Linked DNA regions of Homo sapiens: all the other regions are linked to region 1. Evidence: read pairs that join two places in POLR2A ChIA-PET (ENCODE). Cell type or tissue: MCF 10A. All regions are shown on one strand. Links, peaks and the distances in the headings refer to the core of each region. The heading gives the core; the rest is flanking DNA.

Evidence for each region. Peaks named below come from ENCODE experiments on the same cell type or tissue, not always from the same donor. Only the 100,000 strongest peaks of a DNase experiment are listed, where the experiment ranks them.
Region 2: POLR2A ChIA-PET joins it to region 1 with 14 read pairs; 10 of 35 experiments call an interaction of 5 or more read pairs at or near these places.
Region 3: POLR2A ChIA-PET joins it to region 1 with 12 read pairs; 26 of 35 experiments call an interaction of 5 or more read pairs at or near these places.

What each region holds. Positions count from the first base shown.
Region 1 is chr14:68,684,646-68,693,477 of GRCh38, reverse strand. RAD51B-AS1 (RAD51B antisense RNA 1) reads left to right here and starts at 8,038. Exons shown (of 4, transcript XR_007064220.1): 1 at 8,038-8,107. It also overlaps the pseudogene RPL12P7. RefSeq lists an enhancer at 7,701-7,750. In MCF 10A, for the core only: no CTCF peak of the experiment used is centred there; DNase peaks (open chromatin) are centred at 5,537 and 7,567.
Region 2 is chr14:68,543,106-68,553,809 of GRCh38, reverse strand. It overlaps a transcript of RAD51B not described here. Among named protein-coding and RNA genes, the nearest start is that of RAD51B-AS1, 140 kb to the left of the region's middle. RefSeq lists enhancers at 1,976-2,496, 2,497-3,017, 5,742-6,333. In MCF 10A, for the core only: no CTCF peak of the experiment used is centred there; DNase peaks (open chromatin) are centred at 4,549, 5,399, 6,069 and 6,809.
Region 3 is chr14:68,774,411-68,785,114 of GRCh38, reverse strand. It overlaps LOC107984709 (a long non-coding RNA gene), which reads left to right and starts at 4,918. Exons shown (of 2, transcript XR_001750793.2): 1 at 4,918-5,033. RefSeq lists enhancers at 242-301, 446-590, 3,836-4,337 and a cis regulatory region at 511-524. In MCF 10A, for the core only: no CTCF peak of the experiment used is centred there; a DNase peak (open chromatin) is centred at 4,964.

The DNA of each region.
Region 1 (8,832 bases), core at 3,982-7,981:
TCTTTAATGATTCCAGAGAGTTCTCTGGCTAAAGATCAGTGCTGCATCTGTTGGGCAATGTTGATGATCTCACCACAAATGATATTTCCACTGTACTTAATGTTTTTCTGCTTGTTTCTGTCTCTTGGTGGTTCCTCAAGGGCTTTCATGATCACTGCAGAGGCAGAAGATGCCACTTGAATCTGGCCTGTGTGTTCTGCACCGTCAGTTTCACTGGGATCCTCTGGCCCTTCCAGTCACTTGTCTTGGTGATGTCCTCATTGGCCTTTTTTGGAGACAGACCCAGGGGGCTGATCTTAGGAACCAGAGCAGATGTAGTACTGACTTCCCCACTCGTGCACCTCAGGTATACGACTTTGATCTTGTTGGGGTTGAACTTGGGTGACATGGCAGAGGTGGTGGGTTTCCTGGCCTGCCATTCACAACGTCATTCACATGCCCTTCCAGGCTCATCTCCTAGCACCTCCCTCCACATTCCTATGTGCCAGACATATCTGCCTATCGTCACCACCTATGGTGGGCTTGGGTGCCTCTGGACCTGCTGCTCACTCTGCCTGGAATATATTTCTCTCAGCTAAACTCCTGCCCATCTTTTCAAGCTGGAATCAAATCCCCCTGTCTAGAGTATTTCCCGGATCCCCATGGAGAGGGTTAGGCAAAGACCATGAATGTTGCCGGCCACTTTACGGGAGAGAGGGTTTATCTCATTGCACTGTAATCAACAGTAGCCTTACTCTCTAATGCCCCTGACACGAGATAGGCACTCAGTAAATGGTCCTAGGAGTGAATGAATGTGTGAAAGAATGAATGAGCTGGTGGCAGGGTAAGAAAAGGAAACAGATGTGTCCATTAAGGGAAAACCTGCCTTGTGATTGGTGCCTCTCAAGACCTCATTCAGGATGTCCTCTCTGGAAGCTGGCTTTGGGGTGCTGCCTCGCCCGCTTTTGCCCCTTCGTGCTAAGTAAGAAGTTCCTCGATAACGCTGTGCTGTCTGCCTGGCCTCTTCCAAGGATTGCTTCATTGGCTGCTGGCTCCTGGCTTTTCTGGTCACTTCAAGGAGAGATGTGCACATCTCTCCTTGGGGGTTAATGCCTGAGAAAGCCTGGGAATCAATCAGATCTGGGCTAAATCAGACGAAGGACCTCACGCTCTGCAGTGAGGCTGGAGTCTGCTTGGGGGCAGCTAGACAGATGCTTCACAGAGAGGGAGAAAAGTTTCCAGGGTCCGGGGTTCCAGCATTCTTTGTGGGGGTATGAGGAAGTCCTTGAGGAAGGGGCAATAATAGAGATAATTTATTGGGTTGAGGTTGGATGAGAGGGAGACTGGGGGCGGCGGCAGGGGTCTGGGAGAGGGTGGGTGAATGTGTGTGTGCATGTTTTGTGGGGAGGGAATGTGGGAAAGAAGGGTATGGACAAGGCCTGACTGTGAGGGCAGGAGAGAGCTGGGGAGTGAGGGTGGCTCAGGGGCCCAGCTCTGCAGCCCCTGAATAGTAAGTGCCTGCAAAAGCTTCGCAGGCAGAATGGAAGAAAAGGCAGAATCTGGACTCACAGGCCCTGGCTGTATTGAAGGGGCAGAGTCCCTGGGGCAGGGAGCACCCTTAGCTTGGAAGTGTTAATGCAGGTTCAGGTTAGGGCCTCCACAAGAGGCCCAGGAAGCAGAAACAGAGCTGACGACTTGCCCGGTGCCAGGCACAGAGACCAGGAGGAGCAGTGTGGGAGCTTCTCAGCCATGGTTCCATGCATTTCCCCCTCTTCCTCACAATCGCCCCGGGGGCACAGGAACAGTTTGGGCCCAGGCTGATGAGGAGTGCGGGTAGCCTGTTTCCCACCTACCCGCCAGCAGTTTATACACTAATAGCCCACAGCACCCCAGGAGGGGGTGAACGGGGATCCATTTGTTTTTCCAGAGTTTGACCTCTGGGTAAAACTCTTTCCCCAAAATGTGCCGGTTTAAGTGAAAGTGATAAATCAGCCCCTTTGAAATGCAGAAGCAGCTTGGGGAAGCCCCCTTTGATATTCAGCTTGGAACCGGGGCACTTAAAACCTGGGTTAATTCTCCGGCTTTATTGGAGGCAGAGAAAGAGAAGAGGAGGAAACCCAGGGCTGGTCATTAAGTCTGGGGGACTTGAAAAGCCCGGGGCAGGGGCCGGGCTGCCGCAAAGGGATCACGAAGGCAAAGCGGCCCTGGGAAAAGCATCCCGGCCCGATGAACTCTAATCCCGGTTCCCACCCAGACAGATGAGACGCGGAGGGTGGTGGAGAGGAGGGGGCGGGCAGGACCGGAGAGAGGCTCTGGAAGATGGGGAGGCGGTTGCCATGGAAACGGGGCGGGCACTGGAAAGGAGAAAGCCAAGGGCTAACTTGGCAATTTCCTGAAAGGAGCTGAGAATTCAAGAGAGTGTGTGTCCCATTCACTGGGCGGCTTGTGCTTTCAGAGGTCTGGGGGCTGCGGCCCCTCCATGGGAGCCAGCGCTCTATGGCGGGCCTGTTACCTCCAGAGCCCTGGCCTGGGCCCTTCATTAGAAACATCTGCTCCTCATAGGCTCCATATAACAGAGTGGAGGGGGGAATAAGGCCTTGAGGCCACTACATGCCTTTCAGAGGGTGGGGGGCCACTGAGGATGCAAGGCTTTCTCCCGCGTTCCGCTCCCAGAAGGGAGGAAGGGCTGGGTGTGGGGGCACAGGGGCCCCAAGGCTGCTTTGTGCTAGTAAGGGGACCCTGCATCCTGGATTTTCCAGGGTGGTTCCCACTGTTATTCCCGCAAGTGACAAGTCCCAGTCTTGGAGTTGTCAGAGACGGTGTTCCAATTCGGGGTCTGGGACAAGCGGCCCCAGTAACTACTCTCCAAGGAGATTCCTCAGAGTTTCCGAATGTGGGTCCTGCCTCCTGACACAGCTGCTGCCAGCCAGCCTGTGAGCTGCGGGCAGGGATGAGCGGATGAGTGGCGGGATGGTTGGGCTGCTGCCTGTCCACCCCTGCTCTGTCTTTTATTTGCAGAGGAATGGGGAGGCAGGTAGGGAGTAGAGGATAGGAGTTGAGAAAGTAAAAACTTGATTCTCTAGAGCTTGGTCCTCCCATTTCAGACAGGCCAGAGGAGAGGGTCCTTGCCAGCCCCTGCTCCCCTCTGACTCAGGAGTGCTAAATTCCGGGGAACATATTTACTATGCTGTTGGGCTGGCCTTTGCCTGGCATGGGTTCTGGCTCAGTGGTTTCAGACACAAACACTCAGGATCAGCTTGGTAGCCTGGGACAGGGGTGCTTCCTGAGCCCCCCAGCACCTCTCCCTACCCCCTCCTCATGGAATCAGGAGCCCATGTCCTCTGGAGGAGCTCCTCCACTTGTGACTTCCACTCAGACCCTGGCCTGCCTGGGACCGAGCAGGGCCTCAGGGGTCCACCCTGGTCTCCTGAAGCCTTTCCGGTGTCAGAACAACTCACCTACAACTGCACTCCTCAGCAGGTCTCAGGCAAGGAGGCAAACTAAAGAAATCACAGAAATCACTTGCTTTTAGGCTTCTTTAACTTGGCGTAATGGAGGGCGACCCTCTAGAAGTTGGGGGGCTGTCACTTCCCACCTCCCTGGGGGATGTGGGGAGGTGGGGACAGAGGACCCTCAGCAGGGCCCAGTGGCCCTCAGATCTGCTGCCCACTTTGCAGTCATCTCTGATGCCTCCTCCTTGCTCTCCTGCCCTTGGGGTGGCCAGGAGGAGGGGGCTTGCTCTGTGCTTTACTCCCCCCTCACTTTGAACCTCCACAGTGCTGGAGCACGTCATCAAGCTAAAGCAGCAGGGGCTGGCCAACCTCCTGAGCTCCATTCCCGACTGCAAGGGAGGTGGGCTTTGGAAAGGAGGGTGGGAGTCGGGTTCACAAGGTGCCTGCTTGAAAGCAGAGCCAAGTGGCATTACGAAAAAGGGGCTGGCCAAGGGGAGATACCGTCAACCCAAGGCCCCAGAGAGAAGGAAGTGATGGGGGAAAGGAGGAATTGCAGGGTGTGGGGTCCACAGAGAGGAAGACAGGAGAGAAAAGATGGAGGGCGGTTGGCAGGGAGGGAAGGGAGTGTCAGAACCAACTCCTGGTCAAAGCAAGTGAGGGTCAAACTTAGGTTGTGTGAGATGTTGCTGGGAAAAAAATCTGTGGTGGTGGTGGGGTGTGTGTATGTGCACATGCATGCATAGGATCCTGTGTCCAGATACACACACACACACACACGCACACATACACACACACCCAGGGGGAGCTACAGGGTAGGCCTGTGCCAGAAACTGCTGCATTCTTCTCAACCCTAAAGCCAAGGCTGTCTTTGCAAAATGCTTTCTCATTACTTGCAGGCACATTTTCCTCTACTGCACTCGGCTCTTGTTTCTATGCGCTGCTGCAGTCAAGGCTCTTTCTCCCTCCTCCCTCAAGCAGCTATACATACACAAAACACCTGCATTTTATTAATGCTGCCTGGAGCTGGGGCGGGATGGAGCCCCCTCTGCTCTCACCGCACCCCCTCCTCCTCAGCCATGCTCAGCGAAGCAAAACGCAGGGGTTAACCCTGTGTAGCTGGGTTTTTGTCCCAGAGACGTAGTCCCCACGAGGGGTACAGAAAAGTGCAGAAGAGGGGTCCTGTCCCCAGGACAGTTGGACAGACATTGTGGGAACCCCCGCACTGCCCTGGCACCACACATGCCTGGCCCCGAGCTTTTGGCCGAATTCTTGTTTGGCCCCAAAACTTTTCTCTCGAGGAGATGAGGATACCATTCTGTCTTGAAAGGAATCCTTGCGAAGCTGTAAGAGAAACTCCGAAAGGATGGCCCTGTAAACATCTCATCTCTCTGCCTTTAGGAGCCATTGGGACTAAACAATTCCAGAAAAATAGCTGCTTTTCTTTAAAAAAATATTTTAAATTAGAAAAAGCACAAAGAATGTAAAAGTGGACCGTAATCTCATCAACCTGGCAGCTTTGTTAACTTTGTTTTTAAACGCAATACATACACATTAGAAAGCATAACACGAAAATTTAATTTCTCTCCCCTCAAGTTACAGTTGCTCCTGTCAAAGGTAATGACTATTAAGAGTTTCTTGTGTGTTCTTTCCTTCCAGGGAAATAACTTGGGCATACAGTGACATCTTCTTTTTTTAATTAAAAATAAGTCTGGAATTCTTGTCATATCAGCACATGGAGATCGCCTCTATTCTTTGCTTTTTTTTTTTTTTTTTCTTGAGACAGAGTCTCACTCTTGTCACCCAGGCTGGAGGTCAATGGCGCTCTCTCTGCTCATGGCAACCTCCGTCTCCAGGGTTCAAGTGATTCTCCTGCCTCAGCCTCCCCAGTAGCTGGGACTACAGGCGCCTGCCACCATACCCGGCTAATTTTTTGTATTTTTAGTAAAAACGGGGTTTCATCATGTTGGCCAGGCTCGTCTCAAACGCCTGACCTCAGGTGATTCACCCGCTCGGCCTCCCAGAGTGCTGGGATTACAGGCATGAGCCACCGCACCTGGCCCTCCTTCATTCTTTTTAATGGTTGTGTGGGAATTCACGGTATGGCTGTACCATAGTTTATTTCAGCAGTGTCCTAGTGAGGGACCACAGGCCACTCCCAGTGACTAAGTCTTGCAGACATTGCTGCTATGAGGATCCTTAGACATATGCCTGGAGCCGTATGTGTGTGAGGATAACAGCAGAATTCCTGCCAGTGCAATTGCCGAGTCAAAGGATATGTGCATGCAATGTTTGGTCTCCTCTTTTTTGAAAAGGGCTGTTTCTTTTCCTGCCCTTCTCTATTTTTTTTTCTACCAGGCAAACTCCTACTTACCCATCAGAATCCAGCTCCAATTTCATCTCTGTGAAGCCTTCTCTGGTTGCTCTGGGAACCAACCAGCTCCTTCTTCCATGCTTCCTTGGTCCCTCTTACCAAGTCTTACTGTAGCCCAACGTTCTTTTTTGTTGTTGTTGAGATGGAGTCTCGCTCTGTCGCCCAGGCTGGAGTGCAGTGGCGAGATCTCGGCTCACTGCAAGCTCCGCCTCCCAGGTTCACGCCATTCTCCTGCCTCAGCCTCCCGAGTAGCTGGGACTACAGGCGCCCGCCACCACGCCCGGCTAATTTTTTTGTATTTTTAATAGAGACGGGGTTTCACTGCGTTAGCCGGGATGGTCTCGATCTCCTGACCTTGTGATCCACCCATCTCGGCCTCCCGCCCAACTTTTTTTAGGTGTTTCTTCTCCATATGAAATCATGATGTGAGGACATCGACATGCCTTCTTCTGGGGGCACAATGCTTTTGTCTTTAAAGTTTTCTTTGTGCAGTTCCACTTCTGGATATAGTATTGAAAGGAGGGACAGATATTTGTACCCCCAAGTCCACGGCAGCATTATCCACAATAGCCAAAAGGCGGAAACAACCAAGTGTCCATCACAGATGAATGGATGAACAAAACGTGCTACATGCACACACACACACACACACGCACGCATGCACCTGCACACGCACACACACACATGCACCTGCACATGCACACACAATGGAATAGTATTCAGCCTTCAAGAGGAATGAAATTTTGACACATGCTACAACATGGATGAAACTTGAGGACATTGTGCTAAGTGAAACAAGCCCGTCACACAAGAACCCTGCGTGACTCCACGTATGCAAGGTACTTAGAGTAGTCAAAATCATAAAGATGAAAAGGAGAATGGTAGTTGCCAGGGGCTGTGAGGAGGGGAAAGAGGAGTCAGTGTTTAATGGGCACAGAGTTTCAGTTTGGAAAGATGAAAAAGTTCTGGAGAGAGATGACGGGGAAGCTTATACAACGATGTGAATGTACTTAATGCCACTGAATTGTACACTTAAACATGGGTAAAATGGTAGCTTTTACGTTAGGTATATTTTACCAGGATAAAAAGTTTTTTGTGTTTGAAAATATACCCTCTAATAGACTCAGAGTTGCTGACAGGCCCTCTCCATGGGTTGATGTAACCGTCTCCTTACCTCAAGACGAGGTTGACCCATCCAAGATTGGAGGGAACTTATCCTATTTTCAGATTATTTCCAGGGAAGGGAGCCCATGACATTATTAGGCAATCTTTTCCAGTGTCTCAAAACCCCAGACATTCTGGGTACCAGACCTTTCCTGCTGCACCTGAAGTTGATTTTCCTTGGTCAGTAAGTGCTTTGTCAGGCCACAGACTTTTCATGCACTCAAAGGCTCTAGTTACACCATCCCTAGCGTAGATCTGATGGTGCCAAGTAACAAGCCAGCAAGTGGACTTTGGAGGCCCAGCAAGCCTCCCTGTCTCACAGGCTTCTCATCAGTATAATGGATAAACAGTGCGAGGCTTGGATTCCTAAGCAGTCCTGGGACACAGGCCCCGCCAGGCCCTGGCAGGTGAAGAGCCTACCATTTCTCACTTCATTTAGGATGTATAATAGTTTGTTGGACGCTAGAACTGTACCCTTTCAGATCTGTGTCTTTACTTTTCAGCTGGAGGCCTCTTGCTGACAGGGTAGCGTTTCCCAAAGACACGGGAGCTGAGCTGGTGAGTCATTTCAACAGCCCTTACACTCTCCTCTGACCAGAGACCACATGACATATTAATCAGCTGCTTGAAAGGTATACCTGGCAGGCATGTTTCCTGCAGCCTGGAAGATGCTGACCTCGTCAGCTTTGAAACATCAAAGGGCTAACAAGAGAACAACAGGCTGAGAAAGACCTCATCACCTGGGTGCCTGTTGACCGCAGCCTTGTAAGGCCCAACACAGCTGAGATGTGCTGTCTGGAGCTCGGAGGAAGTGGAGCTTTTTCTGCTGTGAGGACCCGCCTTCAGCCCCCTTTTGGGGCACAGGAAGGGGAGGGAGTGAGCCTAAATTGTGGCCCCATGCTTAGTGACTCAGATGTTACTGCTACCACAAAGGGAAATTCATGTGGGGGTGGACATCTCCAGAGACCTCACTCACCTGTGATTTGGGGGATAATAGCATCACTCATGTGTTCACGTGCCAGGCCTGTCACCCCGGAACATTAGTCAAAGGGCTGTGTTGACAGTGATTTCAACTCTTGAATTATACGAAGGACCTGGCCGCAAGAAGGCATTGAGCCCCGAGGAGGACAACAGGCCTCAGGTACTTCATGTGATTAAAGCTGAGACAAGGGGAGTCCCATGGGTCAGTCCTGTAACTGGGGTCTGATATACACTAGTGATAGGCATTAGCATAGTTTGCACATTATATGATAGTCTTGGTCCTTTTCATTTCCTGATAAGCTGGAATGTCTGACAGAGTAAATTCCAGATGCCCTTGTGGAATTCTCATTACGATCATGTTGCTAAGGAACTGTCTTCTACCTGTATGCAATTTGGAAATACTATTAATAGTATTAACATGGAGTTTTGCAGTGTGTGGGTTTATTTCTTATTGTATTTATAATCACCCCCACCACTACCTTCCCACCGCTGGCTCACCATCTGAGGAGCTGGCATCAGGAAACTCAAGAAAGAAGGAAGGAAGGAAGGAAGGAAGGAAGGAAGGAAGGAAAGAAGGAAGGAAGGAAGGGAAAGGTTGTCCAGGCTTCACAGGAAGAACTGCATTTGTATTATTCTGTATTGAATTCTCAGGACCTCCACATTGCAGGCATCTAGAGGCTCCAATTAATAGTTGATAAATCTTGAAGGGAGGAAAAAATAGTCACAGAAAGTTCACTTGAGTGACCTGAAATTCTATAGCAATTTAGCCAGGGAGCCGGGAGGAGAATATGCCCTTCCAACTTGCAGGCCAGCTCTCTGCAGGAAGCCAGGCAGCTCTCCCAGGGGAAGCAGTGGCCAGGGCAAGCATGGGTCTTGAAGCTCAGG
Region 2 (10,704 bases), core at 4,154-8,153, 140 kb after region 1:
GGCTCTCACCAGCCCCTCTGACCTTTGGCTGGATCTGTCAGGCCATTTCCCAAACCTGAGATGATCCTACTATCCCCACCCTCCCCCCACCCACCTCCACCCCACCTCTGCTTTTGTCTCTGCCTCACTGGAGAGAGCTGCACATCTGTGCTAATGGCCTCTATTCCTAAATCACACAGTGTGACCTAGGTGCTCAATGCTGCCAAACAATTTTCATCCTTTGGTTAAGCCCTTGTTTGCTTCCTGCACTGGGAGCTCCAAACCAACTCCACCCTCCCCAAGTCCCCAGCCCCACCTCGCCTCTCTTTGCTCGCAGTAGATGGCTCGTCTTCAGCTGCACTAGAGAAGCCAGCTCAAAAATATGAACTTCTTCCTGCCTGGAAATTCCTTAACCAGAACTCAGTCTACCCTTGGCTCTGCCCATCTCTTCTAGGGCCAGAGCCAATAACATCTCTCTTGTGGAGAGGATGGTTTCTTTCTACACTGCTTACCATATTACTCTTTCTATAGAAATAATCCAAGTGATCCCAAAAGATTTATGGATAAAGAAGGTGATTGCTGTCCTGTTGATCACAGCATAAACTGGGAAGCTACCATATGTTCAACAAAAGGGGACTGGTTAAACTGATCATGGTACAGCCATGCAGTGGCAAGGAGGGCTTTATCAATAGTACAATCCCAATTTTCTTAGAAGCAAAATGAAATCAGCAACAACAAACACAAATATGTGCGATAGAGGAAGAAAGACTGGAAGGAAATATACAAAAATAGAAACAGTGATTATCTTCTGATGATGAGAGTATGAGGGATTTTTACTTATTCTTAGTACTTTACTCTGAAATTTCTACTATAAGCACATAGTATTTTTATAATTAGAACAACAAGCAAAAATATTAACAATATCATTTCTCCTTAGAAAAGCTGCATGTGATTCAGTTCCTCTTACTTATCCCTTTAAGTGCAGCATTTCCTGGGGTGGTGCCTGGTTGACAGCTGCACATGTAAGGACTAGAAGCAAAGAAAACCATAACCAATTAACATTACAGTGGGAACTGAGGCGTGGAGAATGGAAATGCCTCCACAGAAACGTGTTATTACTAACTTTTTTTTTCCATCATGGGACAGGTGTTTAAGGGAATGCACTAAATTTGCTCCAGATAATTTATTTTTAAAAAAATACTATGATTATTGCATTTTTCTGCTTCTCCTTTCATGGGAACTTTTAACATGGGAACTATTTGGTAATGGATGTTGCATTTTAGGTCTTTTAAATCTATTTAATGGAGGCCCTACTGTGTGCCACCACTGGTGAGACAAGGGGTTATCTGCCATTGTGTCTCAAAAGGGAATGGGGCAGCATCCCTCACTAGGGGCTTTGCAAATGTTTGGGGGAGTTTTTGATTGTCAACATGACTGAAGGAAAGGTGCTGTTGATTTAGCGGGTGAGGGCCAGTGTTGCTACACACCCTGCAATATATGGGGCAGTCCTATATAACCAAGAACGGACCCACCCCAATCCCAATGCCTGGGAGGTGAAACATGGAACCAGACAGTACAGTGCGGAAGACGCAAACTCTAATGCTCCCCTACCCTCAGGCCAGGCAAGCAGAGGCTGTAGTGAAGTGGGGACAGCGGTTTCGAGCACTGGCCAGCATCACTACGCTTAAATCCAGGGTTACTGTATCTCCTGGGCTTCCCAGCAAAGCCAGAAATCTAGATGTGGATGTAAAATTTCCTGATTAAAGAAACAAACAAACACGCACAGAATGGGCCAAACAAAACATATCTATGGGGCAGATTTGGTCTTTAGTCTCCACTTGCAACACTGCCTTAGGTAAAGACGTGGTCCCTGTCTTCATGAGAGTAATAGAACAGCACCCTTATGACTTCAAATGCAAGTCCTAGAGGGGACAAATAAGGGTTCAAATCGCAGCTCTGTCATTTATTACCTACGCTCTTGGCAAGTTCCATAAAATGTAACTGATGGTAACACTCTTTGGTTTGTGCTGAAGATGCATCTGGGGAGAGACCCCAGTGCCTGCACATGGAAAATGATTAATAATGCAGAGCTATTATTATTATTATTAAGGATATCACAGTCTAAAATAAGCATCTACTGTGTACAGCACTCTGTGCTAGGTGCTGAGGTGTAAATAAGTGTGAGAGAAAGCCCTTGACCTGGAGGTGTTTTCATTCTAGAAAAAGAGAGAAATCCTGGATGTAAATACTGTGAGCTGGTCAGATTTAAGAATATGACTGACGTCAGATACTTACTGGAGATCAGAAGCAGGCACTTCTTGGGAAGGGGGGAATCCTGCCAGGCAGAGAGGAAGGCAGGGGAACAGCCTAAGCAAAAGCAAGGAGACAGATGACAAAATCACAGCAACACATGCTTATCACAGCCAGGCACTCTCTGAGGCCTCTGTTGGGGAGAAATCTGCTGCTTGGGCATCAAACCTGCGAGGGACGCGACTTGGGGCTGAAGGGGCCCTGGAGCCAGGTCATGGGACTGCTGACTGCCAGGCCAGAGCATGGATATTTAATGTGTGGACAGGGAGTGGAAACAAGGAAGTGAGCTGTAGGGACAGTGATCTAGGATCCAAGGATGATGTGGAAGTGAAGATGGGGACAGCAGCCGTGTGGGGAGAGCACGCCTGAGGCCTGGGACTGGGTAGTGAGTGCTGAGGAGGTGCTTTGCCAGGCCTCCGGAAGAATGGAATTTGGGAGTGCTGGGGTAAGCAGTTAAAACTGACTGCCTGGGGGATCATGGGAATTTTATATAGGGAAGATAATTTGAAACTTTTGTACCCCCTCCACACTATTCTGGCTTGCTCTCTCCACCCTCTGCTAGGATGTTCATTCACTGGCATGTTTGTTTTCTCTGTTGACTACTCTTCATGGTTATAAATGCCTCTCTTTAACTATTTTTTAAATTTTTGGAAGCAACTCCTTCTCTGGAAAATTTGCTATTATTTCCCAATGTCTTTAGAAAACCTGGACTCATCCCCCACCCCTGCCTTTCTAGAACACAGATCACTGCTAGGGTTATTGATGGACTGGGTACAGCAGAACTTCCAGAGTTTTCGCCCATCTAGGCTGGCTGATAGGGAATTCCATATTGCATATGAAGGAAGGATGTGCTTAGCAAATACCATGAAACAACATTTGCAGGGGAAATTGCTAATCCACTAAAAGAACAAACTGTCTCCAAGCACTCCAACAACATTCATTTACATTCCAACAGGCAAAATGCTGTTTACACAAGAGGCGCATCTATTTTTAAAAGTACACCAGGCACACCTCTTCTAGGGAAGATTCTGTAAGCTGTGACTCTGCAGGATAAAGAGTAATAAGACTGCTTTGCTGGGGATGTCCCATACCTGAGGTTCTTCAGACCATAACCGGATTTGGTCCAAACCAATGACGTTTCGCTGCAATGCATCTTTAGCATGAAAGATTCCATGAATAATCACTTAAGGTCCCCCAACAGACAACTGCTATACAACCACTGGAGGGGTACTTACACCTAAGGACTATTAACCCCTCCAGGAAAGAATCCTTTGCTTTGAAAAGTGAGTATAATGCCCTCATGTCCACATTTCCAGGAGGAAAAGTAAACAAATCCAAGTGTGTGGTGACTGGCACCTCATGGGCCAGGAGGGAGCACGGCGCAGCGTGTGCACAGGAAGTGAGCACTCCAGTGAGTGAAAGGGGGCAGAGCCTGCCTGCAGAGGGGTGAGAAAGTCTCTCCATGTTGCTCCCTCAGAGGAGTCCTGCTAGTTCTTTTTCTGTAGCAGGACAATCTACGCCCTCCTTCTGAGTCCCCCAATCCTCCACCACCACTAAAACAGATGTGGGGGACAGCTGGAAAACTTGCAGCAATGAAGAATTATTAGACAACGGTCAGAGCTGACCGAAGTTTTAAGAGGCTGCCTTGTAGATGGCAAGTTTCCTGTCACCAAACATAAGCTCACCATCAGTCAGCAGAGAGTGGCAGGATTCCGCTGTAGCTTCCCACATGACTTAGTAAAAAGAAATACCTATCAGACTTCTTTTTCCCTTCATCTGGATCTTTCTATAAAAATGTGTCCAGGGCGGCCGGGCGCGGTGGCTCACGCCTGTAATCCCAGCACTTTGGGAGGCCGAGACGGGCGGATCACGAGGTCAGGAGATCGAGACCATCCTGGCTAACACGGTGAAACCCCGTCTCTACTAAAAATACAAAAATTAGCCGGGCATGGTGGCGCGCGCCTGTAGTCCCAGCTACACGGGAGGCTGAGGCAGGAGAATGGCGTGAACCCGGGAGGCGGAGCTTGCAGTGAGTCGAGATCGCGCCACTGCACTCCAGCCTGGGCGACAGAGCGAAACTCCGTCTCAAAAAAAAAAAAAAAAAAAAAAAATGTGTCCAGGGCATGGATGAAGCACTAGATAAGAGCTAACATTCTTGTGGTTAGCTGCACCAATGATTTGGTGCAAGCCACTCCTCACTGGTCAAATGAAGTTTGGGGCTCAAAGAAATGTGAGTTGTGCCCTCCTTTTCTCCCCCCATCCCTCCCCCTGGAACATTCTGTGACTATAGACTGTGGCTCAAAAACGGGGATGTTCCAAGTCTGACTCAGTCACCAGCCTTGGAGTTAGGGTTGTCCTGAGGAGATAAGACAGACAGCTGGGAGACTATCTGGTGGCTTTTGAAGAACCTGACCTACTCCTGGGGCTCAAAACCCTCAGCTCCCACTCTGACTCCCAGGGCCTGAAATGCCAGCCTCACAGTCACTCCCTGGGGATCTGAATACACCCCTACCCACTCAGGGGTCCTGTAATCAAATGCAAATTAGGTCTTTATTCAACAAAGGGGTGGGAGGAGGGATTTGCTGACAACCCTGTGAGTGCCTGGCAGAAGGCCCTGGGGACTGATGGCCCCCCATGGAGGGAGGTCAGGAAAGAAAGGAGAACAGAAAAGGGAGAGAGCTCAGAAGGGGTCAGAGGCCTCGGGCAGCCCCCACTTCATCCCCAGTGTGCCCTGGGTGGGGGGATAATCCTGGGTCATCAGCCTTGGGCATTGTCTTAGCAGTGTCAGGACGCCCACCCTGCGCATCACTGACTACACTTCCGGCCTCCTTGCATGTGATGCTCTGTGCTAACCAGCAATTCTTCAGGCCCAGAACGCACAGACATCCACTCTGTCCCTCTCATTTCTCCCAAGACCCCAAGAAGTCAGGACTCAACACTAAGAGTAGGGCCTGATGGGGCACAGCTTGGAGAAGAGGCGTGCACAGAGGGTGGAGAGCCATCTCGGAACCAGCTCCTGCGGAGTAAATCAAACTGCCGTCCTCCCCCACAACCCGCTCTGCAATCCTTTCCAATCAGGGAGTCTAAAATTACCATATTTACAGCATCTGCAGCCAAGCCAAGCACTAAACAAGATGAATAGCAGTGACGCACGAGCCTGAGTGGGAGCCGGGGTAGAAGCATGCAGCAGGCTGGGCTGGGCAGGGCTGGGCTGGGCTGGGATGGGCCCTGGGGGCAAGTGAGCCACAGCGGGAGAGTGAGGACAGTCCCAGGCAGGGGTCCTGATGGATGAACTCACCCAGCACTAAGGGGAGGTAGAGGAAGGGGTGGTGGGTGAGGAAGCCTCGGTATCTCAGCCTTCTTAGAAAAAGAGAGGAGGCAATTAACAGAGAGAGAACATGAGAATATCCTGCTGACTTTAGGTTTCTCTCCTTCCTCCTCTGCCTCCCTCCCCTTAAACTCTCCAGGAGGAACCCACTGAGGCCTCCAAGACAGGATGCCTTCCATGGAGTTTCCTTGTGTATATGTGGGGTGGGGGATTTCCAGAAGGGTTTTGCTCTGGATTCTTCCAGTGGGGATACCCATGCCTTGTGAGTTTCCTTCCCAAGCAGCCTTTTCCAAGGACACTCTGTCAACCTACACAGACCAGTGACTTCATTCCTAAAAAAGGCCTGCAGGTCTGGGTGCTTTCGTTCTGGAGGAGAGTGAGGCCAGGAATGACAGGGAGTGTGTTCTGCTTCAGGGTGTCCCAACACTTTTTGTCCAAGCCTGGCTGTTCTCTCCCCGGAAGGAAAAACGCCCAGGAAAAGAGGCTTGGTGACTCATGACCTGCTCACTTGTACTTGGAGTTTCAGAGCTAGGAGGGAGCTACAGACAACAGAGAGAGGGAAAGAGACAGGGCCAAGGAACCCGGGCTTGTGGACTCTAAGGCCAGTGCTGTGTCTCCTGCCCCGGAGGTTCACCTTAGATTCCGTGATGCTCCCGGGTGCTGAGGAGTGAGCGGGGCTCCTGGACCCCAACACTCCTTCCTTCAGCCAGAGCATCTCCATTTTGAGCTGTTTTGTGGACTGGCCTTCTCTTTATGTTTTCATTTCATTTCCCCAAAATGTTCAGTGACTTGAGTAAAGTCCCTGGCCTGTACGTGCCGACAGGAAGTGAAAGGTAACAGTGGATGGCCGGAAGGAAGGCAGAATGAGGTGTCTTTAGAAACAGATGGAATGTAGCAGGAGATGCTGAGAAAGGAGGTTAATCCCGACACAAGGTCATGATCAGCACTCACGTGTGAATCAGCCCCCAGAAGAAGATGTCTCCTCTGAGAGATTTAGAGCCAGAAGCCACCTGCACTAATCGTGCCGGAACCTGAACTCAGATCCCGAAGTGTGGGCTGTTTGTTAGGCACCGGTCTAGTCCATGACAGCCATTTGTAATAGGAGGTGAGGAGAGGCTGGATTTGCTGGTGCTTGAGTTGGAGTTGCACAAAAAAAATGTTTCCAAGCTGAGAACATCATGAAATAGGCAGACCATTCAGCACATGACTAATTCTGGCCTCACCCTCAGGGTGTGCTAGAAGGAGAAAGTCCTGATAAACTGCACAGAGGTGTTTCTGCTCTTCTCACTTGCCCAGAATTGCCAAGAGTTTGCCATTAACATTAACATGGTAAGAACTGAGTGGAGTTGGTCGCCCAAGATAACAGCTCCCATTCCCACTGACCTCTGCCCTGTCCTAGGTAGGGCCCATGCTATCCCATAGTAGCCAGAAGTCCTCTTCTCTTCTCCTCCCGCCTCTCAGAGCACACCTGTCTCCTCCCCCCAGCTCCTCTTTCCCACCCTCCAGTGGTATTCCTCCAGTTTTGGGGCTTCTATTTTTTCTTTCAACTCTGTCTGCTCTCCTTGAGTGACTTTACTCTTTGTTGGCTTCGTTTATCACCAAAAGCCTGTGACCTCAGCTCCAGCCATCTTCCAGAATTGCCCACGTATATTTCCAACTGTCTACTGGACATCTCTAGTGGAACATTCTATGGTTGTCTCAAATCATACATGTCCAAGACTGATCTCACTATCTATGCTCCCTTACTTCCCATAACAAGCCCCTCTTCACCTGAAGGTTCCTACCCTGTCTCCTCTCTCTCAGTCAACGATATCACCAGCTACTCAGACATCCACATGGAAACCTCTGGACCCTCCCTCTCCCTCACCAAGGTCTGATGATGTTAACTCTGATGAGTCCTCTAAATCTCTCCCCTTCCCTTCTATGCCACCATAGCCCCGGATTAGGCTCTCAGCACCTCTCTGCTGCTACCAGTCCTTCCTCCAGGATCTCCCAACCTTGGATGTCCCTCCATGGTATCAACTGGAGACAACTGTCTAAACACAGATCTGATTATTCAGTAAGTAAAATATTTGCTGGTGACCCACTGTGTGCCAGACTTTGTGCCCAGAACTGGGAATACAGTGGTGGATACAGTAGGGTCCCTGTCCTCGTGGAACTCACATCCCAGTTAGGGAAATCAAACAAGAAGCAAGCTAAAAAACAGATACATGAATAAAATACTTCTAAGTTGCAGGGTAGGAAATAATGGGGTGGGGCAGGTATCTGTGCCACCCCTTGTAGAAAGACCTTCAGAGGCTCCTCATTACCTACAGAACAAAGTTCAGACCCAAATTGGCAAGCAAAAGTCTTACTAATGCGGCCCAATCTATTTTTCAACTCCCTCTCCCACCACTCCCTTCTTCTGCCCAACCCCCTACTCTATATTCCATGTCCTATTCATCTGTGAATCCCAAGCCCTTCACTCTTGGCAGATAACAAGCAGATAATAAATATTTAGGGAAATCAATGTGTGGACAAGCGAATGATGGATAGGTGTCTATAGGCATGCCCTGTCCCCGTTCTTACCTCTACTCTGGTGGAACTTCTTTACAATGGCCCCTTCCTTTGGGTCTCCAAAATGTTTCTCACACTGTTTCTGCCCCAGGTACTCATAATAATGTCTTTCCTGCTAGACAGTTAAGGCATTAAAGACAAGGGCAATATTGTTCCATTCTGAAAAAAAATGCCTGGCACACAGCAGGTGCCTGAAACATGCCAGTGGAGTTGACTGTGAAGAGCCTGAAGCAAGGGGAAGTGAGTGTTGTCTTTTTTTAGACTGTTTCCTACAAATACTCCAGTGGCCATAATATTTGGGTGGAAAAAAGAAGCATGAAGATATCCACTGCCAAGTGGGCAGCCAGAGGCATACACCTCTTTGCTCAAGGAACAGCCTCAAAGAGCCCAACTTTGTCCCCGTGTCTTTGCCTTTGAAAATAATTTTGCACAAGCAAAGCAAAGAATAATGAACCAGATATGTGCCCATGGAACCTGGTGCTCAAAGATATGCCCTTATCCATCTGAACAGAAACTCATCTAGATCATGAGTTGGTTCTAGGGCTAAGCCTGTCCCTTTACATGATCTGTGAAGAACCAACCCCATTCATCCTAGTGACAGAATATTTATTTATTCCCAAGGACCTTAAGTGAAACCTAACTCCTTTGCTGCTCCCACATCCCATCCCTGGAACTCCTTAATTACTATTCCCTAAGCCCACAATAATTGAACACAGGGGTCTGTTGGTTTTTGGCAAATGCATTTGGAGTCCCTGCCTTCTTTGGCAGGATGGGAGGAAGGTGGATAGGTAACCAACCATGAAAAAACTTCAATAAAAAATCTGATTAAAGGTAAGAATAAAAATAAGAGGTAGATTTTGTGCATTTTTTTAGGCTTGATGCCTGCTCTCAGAAAAGTACTGGGCATGTGCCAATCTGCCTGGCTTACCTAGATCATTGTTGACTCTTGAATTTCACACATGGTCACCTGGTCCTCCTTTCTTTTTTCAGTCTGCCCAGAAAGCACCCCACCCCTGACCTGAGCATTTCATTAGTCCTATCTCTTTAGGGGCCATTTCAGATTTTTCTTGACAGTCTTATTTTATTCACTCTGGTTCAGTGTTGCCAACCCAACAATTCTCAGCCAAGCCTCCAAAGGAAATACAATCTGCTTGCTGCGTCAGATCACTTGGAAACAGATACGATTGGCTTGGAGTCACTCCATGCGGGGCTGTAAAATTGTTCTCTCCTTCTAAGTGGGTTGGGTTAAGCCCAAGCTGAGGCAAGAGATTTCCAAGGAATACAGAGCAGAGGACTGTAGTAAGTGGTGGTGATTCAGTCAGTGGTCCTCTTGCTTCTGAGTCAGTATTAACCTTCCTCCAGCAGCAAGTATGCGTAGGCGGCCTTCAGAGTCAAACAAAACAGTGAGGTCTTCAACACTGGGGTTCATGAAACAGTTTACAAGAGTAGTGGGGATGCAGGCTTGGTGTAAATCTCTTTATTCCTGCCAAGTTCTAGTCTAAATTTTTGTGTTTCCAAGATAAATGAAAGTTAGTTAAATTGATTTTGAGATTTATGTATCTTATGCAAAGTTGGCAGGGTGTCCACACTTCCATTAGGCCAACTCTGCCAAATACCATTGAAATTCTGATACACATTTGTCTGAAGGTCTCCTTGGACTTTCAAATGGGGTTAATTTATTCTTTGACTTAATTTTGCAATATGTCATTTTTTTGTTCTAATTTCCTGAGAGGCTGTCTGGTGTAACAAAAAGAGTCCTAGATTAGGAATCAGAAGTCCCAGTTATATCATTCATAGGGCAAGTCATTTAATATGCCTCAATTGCCTTATCTACCAAATAGGAATTGTGCTACTTGCTTTGAAAACCATACAGCATTATACAAACGTAGGGAGTGGTTGGCCCCAGCGGTGGCTGTATGGTTGAAAAGGAAGTGATTCTCTAGGTCTCATCGAAGCTGTGGGCCAAAACAATGTGGCAGGAATATGAACATGGGTGATCAGATGAGCAGGACACTGACTGCCCTTTTAGAAGACCTAGTTCCAACTCAAGACAAATCCTTCCATCTCATTAATTTGTATTTTTATATAATCTTTTATTTTAGATAAATCTTAGAAGTAAGCCATTTAATCTTGTACCCAACCGAAGAATTTTTCTCCACTTTTTTCCACCAGCAACATAATGATAATTCTTGATATTCAATAATATGTCTTTATTGAATCATTTCTATTTCCAGATTTCTAGCTTTTAGGGAATAGGAATAAAAGTGTTGACTTCAAAGAATTTAGTATTTTGGCAAAATGTGCTTGTAAACAGATAATCATGGAGAAAAAGCTAGGATGGCAGTAGTAGAAGAGTGACAGGTTCTCTAAGGCAGGGGTTGGCAAACTACAGCCCAAGGACCAAATCCAGCCCACTACCTATTTTTGTAAAGAAATTTTTTTTAGAACACAACCATGCTTATTTGTTTACATATTGCCTATGGCTGTTTTTGCACTACAATGATAAAATTGAGTAGTTGGCAGAGACAATA
Region 3 (10,704 bases), core at 2,549-6,548, 93 kb before region 1:
ATCAAGCGAGCCATTAGTCATGACAGCTCTTTGTAAGTGCCAGGTAGTCCTCTAAGAATTTCCTGTGTGTTAACTCATTGAATGATCATAATGACCCCACGGAGGAAGCTCTATACTGTTCCTTTTGTATAGATGGAGAAATTGGGGTGCAGAGAAATTCACTAATTTGTCATACAGGGAGTCGGTGTCAGGATTTGAACCCAGGCAGGCGACCTCCATCACTATGCTAGAGTGTTGTAGGCTGGGACACTGGAGCAGTCCCTGGCACACAGTAACTGCAAATCAATCAGTGTTAGTTGCCCTCTCCCTTGGCCTTTTGTGGAGATTCTGCATGAACACAGGAGGCAACGAGTTGGATTAGATGATTCTGCACACACCCCCTCCGTTGAGTGCCATGACCTCACCTCCCATGAGGCCCTGCATTGGCACATTTGGAGGACGGAGTCTGGGAGGAGGGGGTAGGCCATCCCCTTGGACTTTCCCCTTCTCTGCCTGCCATGAGGTGGCTTCTGTTAATGATCAACAGACCAAAGGGTGCCCTAGGGCTGCCTCAGGGAGTTGGCTCCATGCCCTTCTTCCCCCGGGGTCTTCCACCCCTGTGTGTAGCCAACCATTTAATCATGTCTGGGTGGACTGACTGGAGGCTACCTGAGTTCAGAGGGGGAGGAGGTGGGGAGGTTAGCCAGGCCCCTGGTCACCCCCTTGCTGCCTTGCAGGTGGCCCTTCTAAGGCCTGCCACTTGCCTGCTGGGCAGAAGGCAGAGATTCTGAAGGTTGGAAAGCAAGGCAAAATCTCAGCCTTTTCTTGAATAAGGTCAGCACTGGGGGTCTCACCTCTTGATAGGTAAGGCTGGTGTTGAGAAACCTGGCCTACAATGCTTTCTGTGGGAGTCCCAGATGGTTACAGCTGAGTTACCATCATAGAAAACCAGACTCTGAGGAGCCAGGGCAGGGGCTGCCCATAAGAGCCAGCTGCTGGTCAGTGGACAAGGATGCCTCCTCCACATTGAAGCTGTTTGCAGTTGTTCTGAAATGTTGGCAAAGCCCAGGTCTCAAAGTACAGGGCTGTGAGTGATGACTGTACCTGTGCTATCAGCTTGGGTTGCAATGAAAATAAATATGGGCAATCGCCAAAACTAAGGCAATTTTTTCAGCACCTGGAGCCAGGCAGGTAGCTTCCCCCTGACTCCAAATGTACCTCAGGGAGAAGGAGCTCATGACCACACAGGTCAGCATTCATTTCCGCCAATCCCAGTATTCCAGAGCTATGGGAGGCTCTATTGTCCGTGGTAAGGAGCTGGTTTTGGAGTTACAGGGACCTGGGTTCAAGTCCCTGTTTGGCCTCAAGGTCACTCTGTGACTTCAAGCTAAACACTTAGTAAGAAGTTCAGATCCCAGTTTCCTCATTTGTAAAATAGGATGATGGTGATAATGATGATGATAATGACACCTAGGTCAATGGATAAACAAACAAACTGTGGGATTGTCACATCATGGAATACTATGCAGCTATATAAAAGAACAAATAACTGGTACACAACAATGTGGAAGAATTGCTAAAACAAAGTTGAATGAAAGAAACCAGCCACAACAGAGCACATATTGCATGAGCCCATTTGTATGAAGTTCATAAACAGGCAACAGTGATCTATGATAATTGATATTTGATTAGAGGATAGAGAATACATGTAAAAGTTCATTGACCTGTGCACTGAAGATTTGAGCACTTCACTGTAAGTTATACTTCAAAAAGACAAACCTATACAGTTGTCGTGAGTGTTAATACATGTAAGGAAAAGAAAAAGAAATTCAGTACCTGGCCCATTATAGGCACTTAATAAATTGTGGCTGGTCTTTGTAATAGCAACAACTGGATGATGCAGGTACTGTTCTAGTCCCCTTTTATAGAAGGAGGGAATGGTCTCAGAGCAGGTGAGTGACTTGCCCAGGGGATGTGGGGCTTGAATCCCACCCCAATGGCTCTCAAGCTTGCACAGTTTCCTACTACCTAATACTGTCCCTCAGTGAACAGGTGCTGTTTCTGCAGGAAAGCTAAATTTGCAGTAACCCAGGCACAACGAAGTTGACTAATTAGTAAGTGTAATCATCTGCATTAGAAAAGTTTTTCTTTTTGCAGATTTAAAATAAGCCTCCTTGCTAGTCAGTACCTCCTACGCCCTGTGGGAGGTAAAGGGAGGCCGAGTTGGGGGCTAGCTGGGCTCTGAGCGGCCGGAGAGTGGAGAGCCTTGACTGTCTGGTGGGCCAGCATCCAGAAGCCACTGTCCTGGGAGCCACCCCTGTGGGCTGCTTGCCTGCCTGTCCTGGCCTATCCCTCCCCTGGGCTGATAAGGGCTTAGAGGGGCCTTGGGGAAGGGCTGCCTGGCCCAGCCCCTCTTTACTGGCCCTCAAACTCAAGGGTGCATGGAAGCCTTACATGGCTGTCGCAGCACCACTTCCACCCTCTGTTCCATTCTACTTTTTTGGGAAGTGGTCCTTGGAGCTCCACAGGAAGATGTTCAGCTCAGCCAGTAGATCCAGCCACCCCAAGGAGCTGGGAGTGAGTTCTTGCTGGGCTGACCTCCTCTGTGCAGTGTCTGCACAATTGGCTCAGCCTCAGTGCTCTAGGAAGGGCCCAAGGCTTGGGGTCAGACAGCAGGGCAAAATTTGAAGAGATACTTACTCTCAGGGTCTTACGAATGAGTGTCTCCCGAAGTTGCACACGCTAGGCTTCTGACTTGCTTTATTCTCATTCCAGCCCTGTCAGGCGGCCCTGGATTTGTGATCCTGCTCAGCCACTTTCAAGCTGTTTGATCTTGAGCAAGTTGCTTAACCTCTCTGAGACTTGTTTTTCTCCTCTACGCATGGGGTACAGGAAGCATACTCACCCTGCCCACATTATAGGGCTGTGGTGAGGATCAGATGAAATGGAGAGGAAGGAGCTCTGGAAATGATAAGACCCTAGACAAAGGTCATATTGAGAGTGTGGGAGCAGCTTGCAGTCCTCAGAATGACAGAGCCCTTCTCTAAAGATGTTTGAGTATCAAAACGTGGTGCTTTGCCACCTTGGCTCACTCTCTCGATTTTCTGCCTCAAACTCACATATGGTGTGTGCGTTATAGGTGGTTCTCTTGAATTTATATAGTAAAAATAATAACATGAACCAGCATTTGTGAAGACTTACCATGCACACTGGGGGCTGGGCCTCCGTCACATGGTTACGTTTGATAGTACCTGCGAGTCAGTGCTATCATTAGCCCCATTTTACAGATGGGGAAGGTCAGGCTCAGGGAGAACTCGCTATTCCCAATTGCACAGCTGTATACCACTGAGCCGGGACCCAGGTCTGTTGGGCTGCAACACCCAGGCTCTCAGCCTCCACTTTTAAAAGGAGGCAGATGTCAAATGGCATGGGCCACTTAACAGGTCCAGGTTCCGATGTTCACCCTCCCCTGGGGACCCATAGTCATGGAGGAGAATTTCTCCTCTCAGCCCGTCCTTTCCTGAGATGTCTCCATCACATGTGGTCACCCTCTCTGCAGCCCAGGGGCCTGGGGTAGTGAGCAGAGGTTGGGCTCGCTTTCTGCCTCCTTTACAAACGGAAATGCTGAGGTGCAACGTGGTGTTGGCAACTGCGCTGGGCTCACCTTTGGGTGCAGCAGTGGCTTTGAAGCCACGCCTGGTCTCAGTGGTGCTGCTGCCTGGTTGGGGTGGAGGAAACCATATTTTATCACTCACAGGGGTGTTGTCTTGCATGATGTGTGATCAGGAGGGAGGCTGCTAAGGGCTAAGCTGATTATTTTCTAATCAGTTAGCAGCTTTATAGTCTGCTTGAAACTTGTGACCTTGGGGCTGGCTGTAGAAGGCACCAGCATGGTTGCTGGCATCGGTGTTCCCTCTTTTGGTGCCTTGTTTTCTGAGAGATACTGTCCATTATGATTAAACTGCATTCTAGCAGTTCCTCTCCATTCAAGGAAGTCATTTATTCCTGCGATTGCAGGGCTCAGAGGGGGAAAAATGGTAGATTCTCAGAGCTCCAGCCAGCAGCAGAAGCCAGCAAGGGAGGAGGAAGGAGGCACGGCCAGATCAGCACAGCCAGCGCTCAGATCCTCCCCCAGCTGCCTCAAGCTGGGGGAAGGAGGGCAGGGCTCTGAGGCTTCCTTCATTGGCTCAGGAAGGCCTGTCTCCTAAACAGTTTTTCTTCCTTTGTTGCTAACCATTTTACTGGGCCAGCCTAGAGGGCTCTGAGGCATTAGGAGCAGCCAGGCAGTTGGTTCAGTCAGACTATTAGACTTGGGTAAAAGCTGAAATAGTGCCAACTTTGGTGTTGTCCCTAACCCCTGCTTCTCTCTGTGCATCCTGTAGCTTTTGGGTTGGTTTGGAGCAGGAGCTGCATCTTCCCACACAACGGATGACACCTGCAACCCAAACAATGTGCCCACACTTGAATGGAAACCCCTTCAGCAGCGTATGGTGCTGGGGACCTTCTGGGGAGATCGCTGGAGTGCAGGTTCACATGAAAGGGAGTTAGGGAGCTGGGTTTTCTCTTCATAAGTATGCACTAACTATCTCTGGAGGCTTAGAAGTCCATCCCCACATACAAGCAAACCTGGGGCTTACGCATTGTTGCAGCTGCCACCAGTTTGGAGGCTGAAGGGAACAAGTCCTACCCTGGCCATTGCTTGCTGATGAAACTTGATGGTCACTTTCTATTTCCAGGCTTCCATTTTCTTCTCTGTGAGATAGAGGGTGGGAGCCAAAGAGTAGTTTGTTTCATGATTCCATGAATATCTTAGAAAGCAAAATGCACAGAGCCAAATTTCCTTTGCCATGCCGAATGACAGGGCAACGGAACTGGCAGTGTTGTTGCTATAAAACCCCAACTAGAGTTACAGACGGAAGGGAGTTGGTATGTCCTGTCACTGATGTCAGGTGACTCACACAGACGGGTTTGGGACTCTAGAAGCTGGCTGTCGGAACATCCTTTGAAGTGGTGGTTTTAAACACTTTTATGAACTGCAGGCTGAATGTGAACATGTAAGTCATTCTCCTGGTATGTCGTATTTTCCCAAACACGCTATTTCAAATTGAAGCATTGCAGCAACTGTCTTAATTTAGGATGTGCTTTGCATTTGAACATGCTACTTATTAGCTGACTGGTTTTTGTGATGCTCAGAGAATGAGTTACTGAAGTTTGAAGTCACAGGGAGGCAGATTTTGGCTCAGTCCGGGGAAGACCTTTTTAAGACACTGAGCTGGCCTTTGGAGGTAGTGGAGTTCCTGTTGTTAGTAATGTTCAAACAAAAGCTAGGTGTTCCCCCTACCCGACTCTCCCTCTCCTGGGTTAGGGACATTGCAGAGTGATTCTCTGACATCCTATCCAAAGCAGCCCCCTCCTCCTCACTCTCTATCTACCATTCTGGTTTAATATTTCAGTACTTATTACTCTCAGAAAGTGCCAAGTTCATTTAATTCTTGACTTGTCTGTCATTATCTCATCCAGCTTGAAGGTAAATCTGGTGAGGCAGGAGCCTGGGCTCTTGTTAATTTTTTTGTTTTGTTTTGTTTTGGTTTGAAGCAGAATCTCACTCTGTCACCCAGGCTGGAGTGCAGTGGCTCGATCTCGGTTCACTGCAACCTCCACCTCTAGGGTTCAAGTGATTTTTCTGCCTCAGTCTCCTGAGTAGCTGGGACTACAGGCGCCTGCCACCATGCCTGGCTAAGTTTTGTATTGTTAGTAGAGACAGGGTTTGACCATGTTGGCCAGGCTGGTCTCGAACTCCTGACCTCGAGTGATCCATCTGTCTCAGCCTCCCAAAGTGCTGGGATTACAGGCATGAGCCACCGCGCCCAGCCTCCTGTTCACCGTTCTATTTCATGTCAACGCTGATGCCTGGCACTCAGCAGGCACTTACCTACTGAATGGATGATTTTTCTATTGGTACAGGTGTCATAGCTTCTAAGAGCCCACGATTCTAAGGGATTAGCCCTTCAAAAGCTGGCTGTGGGTGTTTGAGGGAGCCGTGGTGTCCTGAGGTTAATGAGTAGTGGAATGAGTATTAGGAATTGGACATGTGGCCCCTCTCCGGCTGTTTGTCCTGGGGTGAGTCACCCGACCTTTTTGGGTCTCAGTTGCTTCATTTGTAAAAAGACAGAGTTGAATTCAGTTATCTTCAAGGCTCCTTCCAGCTGGACTATCTTGTGATTCAAGTACTCTGTGTTTGTACTCACTCCTCTGTTCTCAAACTGTTTGTTCAACTCTCTTTTATTAGGGGTTCTAGGCCTGTCGAAACTGAAAAAAAAAAAAAAAGTAGCCCTGGGAAGCAAAGAGTAAATATTATACAAGTGCAAATGAATTACTATTGTATTCTGTATAACAAATTATAAGGACTGCAGAGAGACTCCAAGGGAACTATTTAATTAAATAATCATCAGGTTAAATATAGCTCATTCAACCCTGGCACAAATGAACAATTGAGGATTTCTTTCCTGATATGTTTTAGCCATCTAATAGTGTGCTCAGCCACAACATACCCACTATTCTCTGATTTTAAATATACTTTATAAATGGGATCAGTTTATACTTTCTTTCTGCTCTCTGTGGTCTCTCCAGGAGATGGCTAGTAAGCCTGGATGTTTCCATTTTACTGGCGAGAAAATGCAAAATAAGCTATTCTTAATAACAGCATTAAAACAACACTTGCAAAGGATGGCACTGAATGGTGGGTGCGTGTTGAAGTGGAAGGCACAGAGATGGCTAATTTTTTTGTTGTGAAGTAAATTTTGTTGGGAAATACATTTTCCTGTTTCTGCATATGCTCCTGGAAGAACTCTCCTCTTCTGTATCCTCAAGTGTTACCCAAATGCCACACACAATAGCAACCAATTCAGAATGACCTCTGTGATGAATCAGTCAACACGTAAATGGGTATTGGGTACTAATGCAATGTAGAAGGTGCTGTATGGTTCCAAAAAGCATAGAATGTGGTCCTCATGCATAGAGTTTACATTTTAGTTGGTGAGGCAAGACATAAACTAATGAAACCATCAATTAACCAGATCAGATTTTGTCCTGTGGATACAAATAATGGATACAATACAATCCATACAAATTTGTATAATCTGTACAAATATGGATACAATAATAGACTAACTTGAGAGCAGATAATTAGAGGATAGTACAATTTGTGATACTCTGGGCCCCTGGCAGCATCTGGTTTGGAGAGAAGTTCTCTTGTAGCTCCACACTGACCTGGCTCTGGGAGTATCAGAGGAACCCTGCATACTTCCCTGAGTCACAGAGACTCAAGGAGTTAAATGTAAATGGTGCTCCCTGGAGCTGTGTATCTTGGTGTCCCTGCATCAGAAGAACTCAGACTGTAGAGACCTAGCAGACAAGAGCAAAGGAGAGTAGTCTTAAGGTCACTGCCCATGCGGTGGAGCCAGCCTACAGACCCATTAAAATGTACTGTGCTTTATACAATATTTCTAAATATTTCGAGCCAACATTTAAAAATCAAAAGATTTAATAATAATAATAATTATTCAAATTTCTGGCGTCTCTGGGAAAACTGGGGTATCTGGCCATAGACGGCTCATATTCCCATTTGGCATCAGCCATGTGGATGTAAATAGTATCTGTATTTGTTTTTTTTTATAAAGTGCTCTCCAGTTTGCCCCAGTCCCCACCACTCCCTATGTGTCCCCAGGACCTCCTGAACTTTCTGTCCTCTAATGTTAGAGAAATTTTTCTCTGTACCCGTATCTCTATCAAAAAATGAAAAATAAAAACTCAAGGGCTGCGTGTTTTAAAAAAAACAGGCAATAGGAAAGACTATTTCTTTTTTTTTCTTTTTTTTTTTTGAGACGGAGTCTCACTCTGTCCCCAGGCTGGAGTTCAGTGGCGCCATCTCAGCTCACTGCAAGCTCCATCTCCCGGGTTCACGCCATTCTCCTGCCTCAGCCTCCCGAGTAGCTGGGACTACAGGCGCCCGCCACCACGCCTGGCTAATTTTTTGTATTTTTAGTAGAGACGGGGTTTCACCGTATTAGCCAGGATGGTCTCGATCTCCTGACCTGGTGATCTGCCCACCTTGGCTTCCCAAAGTGCTGGGATTACAGGTATGAGCCACCGAGCCCGGCGGAAAGACTACTTCTTCATGCAAGAAAAGGGTGGCTATGTTGAAGGAATGGAGCCCACCAGCCTCACTCATGTCCTTCCCCACTGGGCTCCTGTGCCAGATGAGTTTGAGAGAAACATGGCAGGTTATATAACAGAGGCACCACCTCAAGGATTGCCTTAATAGTTGAGGTGTATTAAGGGTTTATATGTGCCATGTGCTACCTCATTAATCCTTCCAACAGTGCTGTGAGATAGGTACTGCTATTATTCCCTGCCTCCCAGAGGAGGAAACAGGTGCAGAGAGGTTAACCAACACGCCCAAGGTCACACAGCTACTTAAGGACGGAGACAGGATTTGAATGCAGGCCTGCCTGACCTCAGAATCCATGCCCACTTTTGCTTCCTCTGTGCTATGAGTCTGTAAGACAGATGCCCCTGGCCTGGGCTGATACATACATGTAGTGTCTGTGTGTATGTGTGTATTGTGCCTCCCACTAGAATATAAGCTACATGAGAGCAGAGCTTTGGTCTGTTTCATTCCTTGCTGTCTCCCAGCATCCAGAGCAGTGCTTGGCAGGTAACAGGCACTCAGTAAGCATCTTTGAATGTACGTGCTGGGCAGACAAACAAATCCCTGATCCCTGGGAGGCTGGGGCTATATTTGCTGAACTCTTTCCTCTGAGTACTACAGAGGGGCTTAGGTACTGATGGGGGCTTAGGTTGGGCCTTTTGCCAGATTTGGTTAGGGTAAAAGGGACAGGTAGGGGATAGCCCAGCTTGCTCCACACCTTTTTGTTCCAAGTCTGGGTCTTCCTCTTTTCCAAGTTTTTCCTTCTCCATCCTCCAGAGCATGAAATGAGACAGCCACGGGACTGGAAAGTGAAGGACAAAGCATTAACTGTTTACAAAGACAGATGGTGGAGGAAGTAGTTCTGCGGACCACGTGGTGGGCTGTCCTGGGGTGCTTGTGCTCAGGGGCAGTGGGAGTGGGTTAGTGGGCAGCTACTTCCTGACTGAGGTGGGAGAAGTAGCGAAACCCAGTCATAAGGGGCTTGATGACAGCAATGGCTTTGAGTGGTGGCCCTGTCTCTGGTGCCCATCTGCTTTCGTTGCTTAGAAGCAAACCCCAAGATAAGGATTTGAATGGAAGTAGTTTGAGAGGTAATTTCAAGAAGCACCACTAGGTGAGTGGGAAAGTGAGTCAGAAAGAGAAGGCAGCCAGTAAAGGGTTTGTATCAAGTTAGTTATCACTCTGGGTGTCTAGGCCTTGATGCCGCTGGGAAGATCGGGGAGCCAGTGAAGGACACATGCCTCAGAGACAGCACATCCAAGTGGTGAGGGAGCTGGGGTATTTATACACTAACTCTCTCAGTCCTGGGTTGAGAGCTGCTTGACACTTCTGACCTTCTGTGAGGGTGGCTAGACAGAGCCCACAGGCACAGGTACAGGGACTGGCAGGTGGAATTGGGCAGATATGCGCTGAAATGGTGAGGGTGAAGGGATGTGGTGGGCCAACAACAGCATCTGCAGCCCCTCTTCTGTTCATAGAGGCTGAGCATCACAACTGGAGCCCAAGAGGCTTGACAGAGGTACTATACCTGCCCTGTGTCTGTTAGCTTTTGCTACATAATAGACCACCCCCAAAATTAATGCTTAAAATGACAACCACTTATTTAGCTCACATTTTAGTGGGTGGGAAATTTGAGCTGGGCTTAGCTAGGTGGTTCTTCTGGCCTCATCTGGGCTTACTTATGTATCTGTGATCACCAGCAGGTAGGCTGGGGGCTGGTGGTCTAAGATGGCCTCGGCTAGGACAGTTTATTGGTGCTCCACGTGGTCTCTTATCCTACCGCCCTAGCTGGGGCTTGTTCTCATGGTGGCAGCAGCACTCCAAGAGAATGAGTGTGGGCAGGCAAGGCTCCAGAGGGCTAGATTTGGAATTGGCACAACAGTACTTGCATTATATTTCATTGGCCAAAGAAAATCACAAGGCCAGCTCAGATTCAAGAATAGACTCCACCTCTCTGTGGGAGAAACTACAAAGTCATATTTAGGAGGATAGATACAGGAAGAGGAATGCTTGTAGTCATTTTTGCAAATAGTCTACCACATGCTCATGCCCTTAGGCATCTTGTGATCTGGTGGACAATCAAAACCAGTGTTTATTCTACTATTTTAGGCACAGTAGGAGTCAGAAGCTGTTGGCTAGAGTGTGGGAAAGTCTCTGTCCTACAGCAGCTTCTCCACTTATGCTTTCTGTTAAACGTTGTCCTTTCCTTTGTTTGTTTGTTTGTTTGTTTTGGAGATAGAGTCTTTCTCTGTTGCCCAGGCTGGAGTGCAATGGCACAATCTCAGCTCACTACAACCTCTGCCTTCCAGGTTCAAGTGGTTCTCCTGCCTCAGCCTCCTGAGTAGCTGGAATTACAGGCGTCCACCACCACGCCTGGCTAATTTTTGTATTTTTAGTAGAGTCGGCGTTTTACCATGTTGGCCAGGCTGGTCTCGAACTCCTGACCTCAGGTGATCCACCCACCTTGGACTCTCAAAGTGCTGGGATTACAGGCATGAGCCACCGTGTCCAGCCTT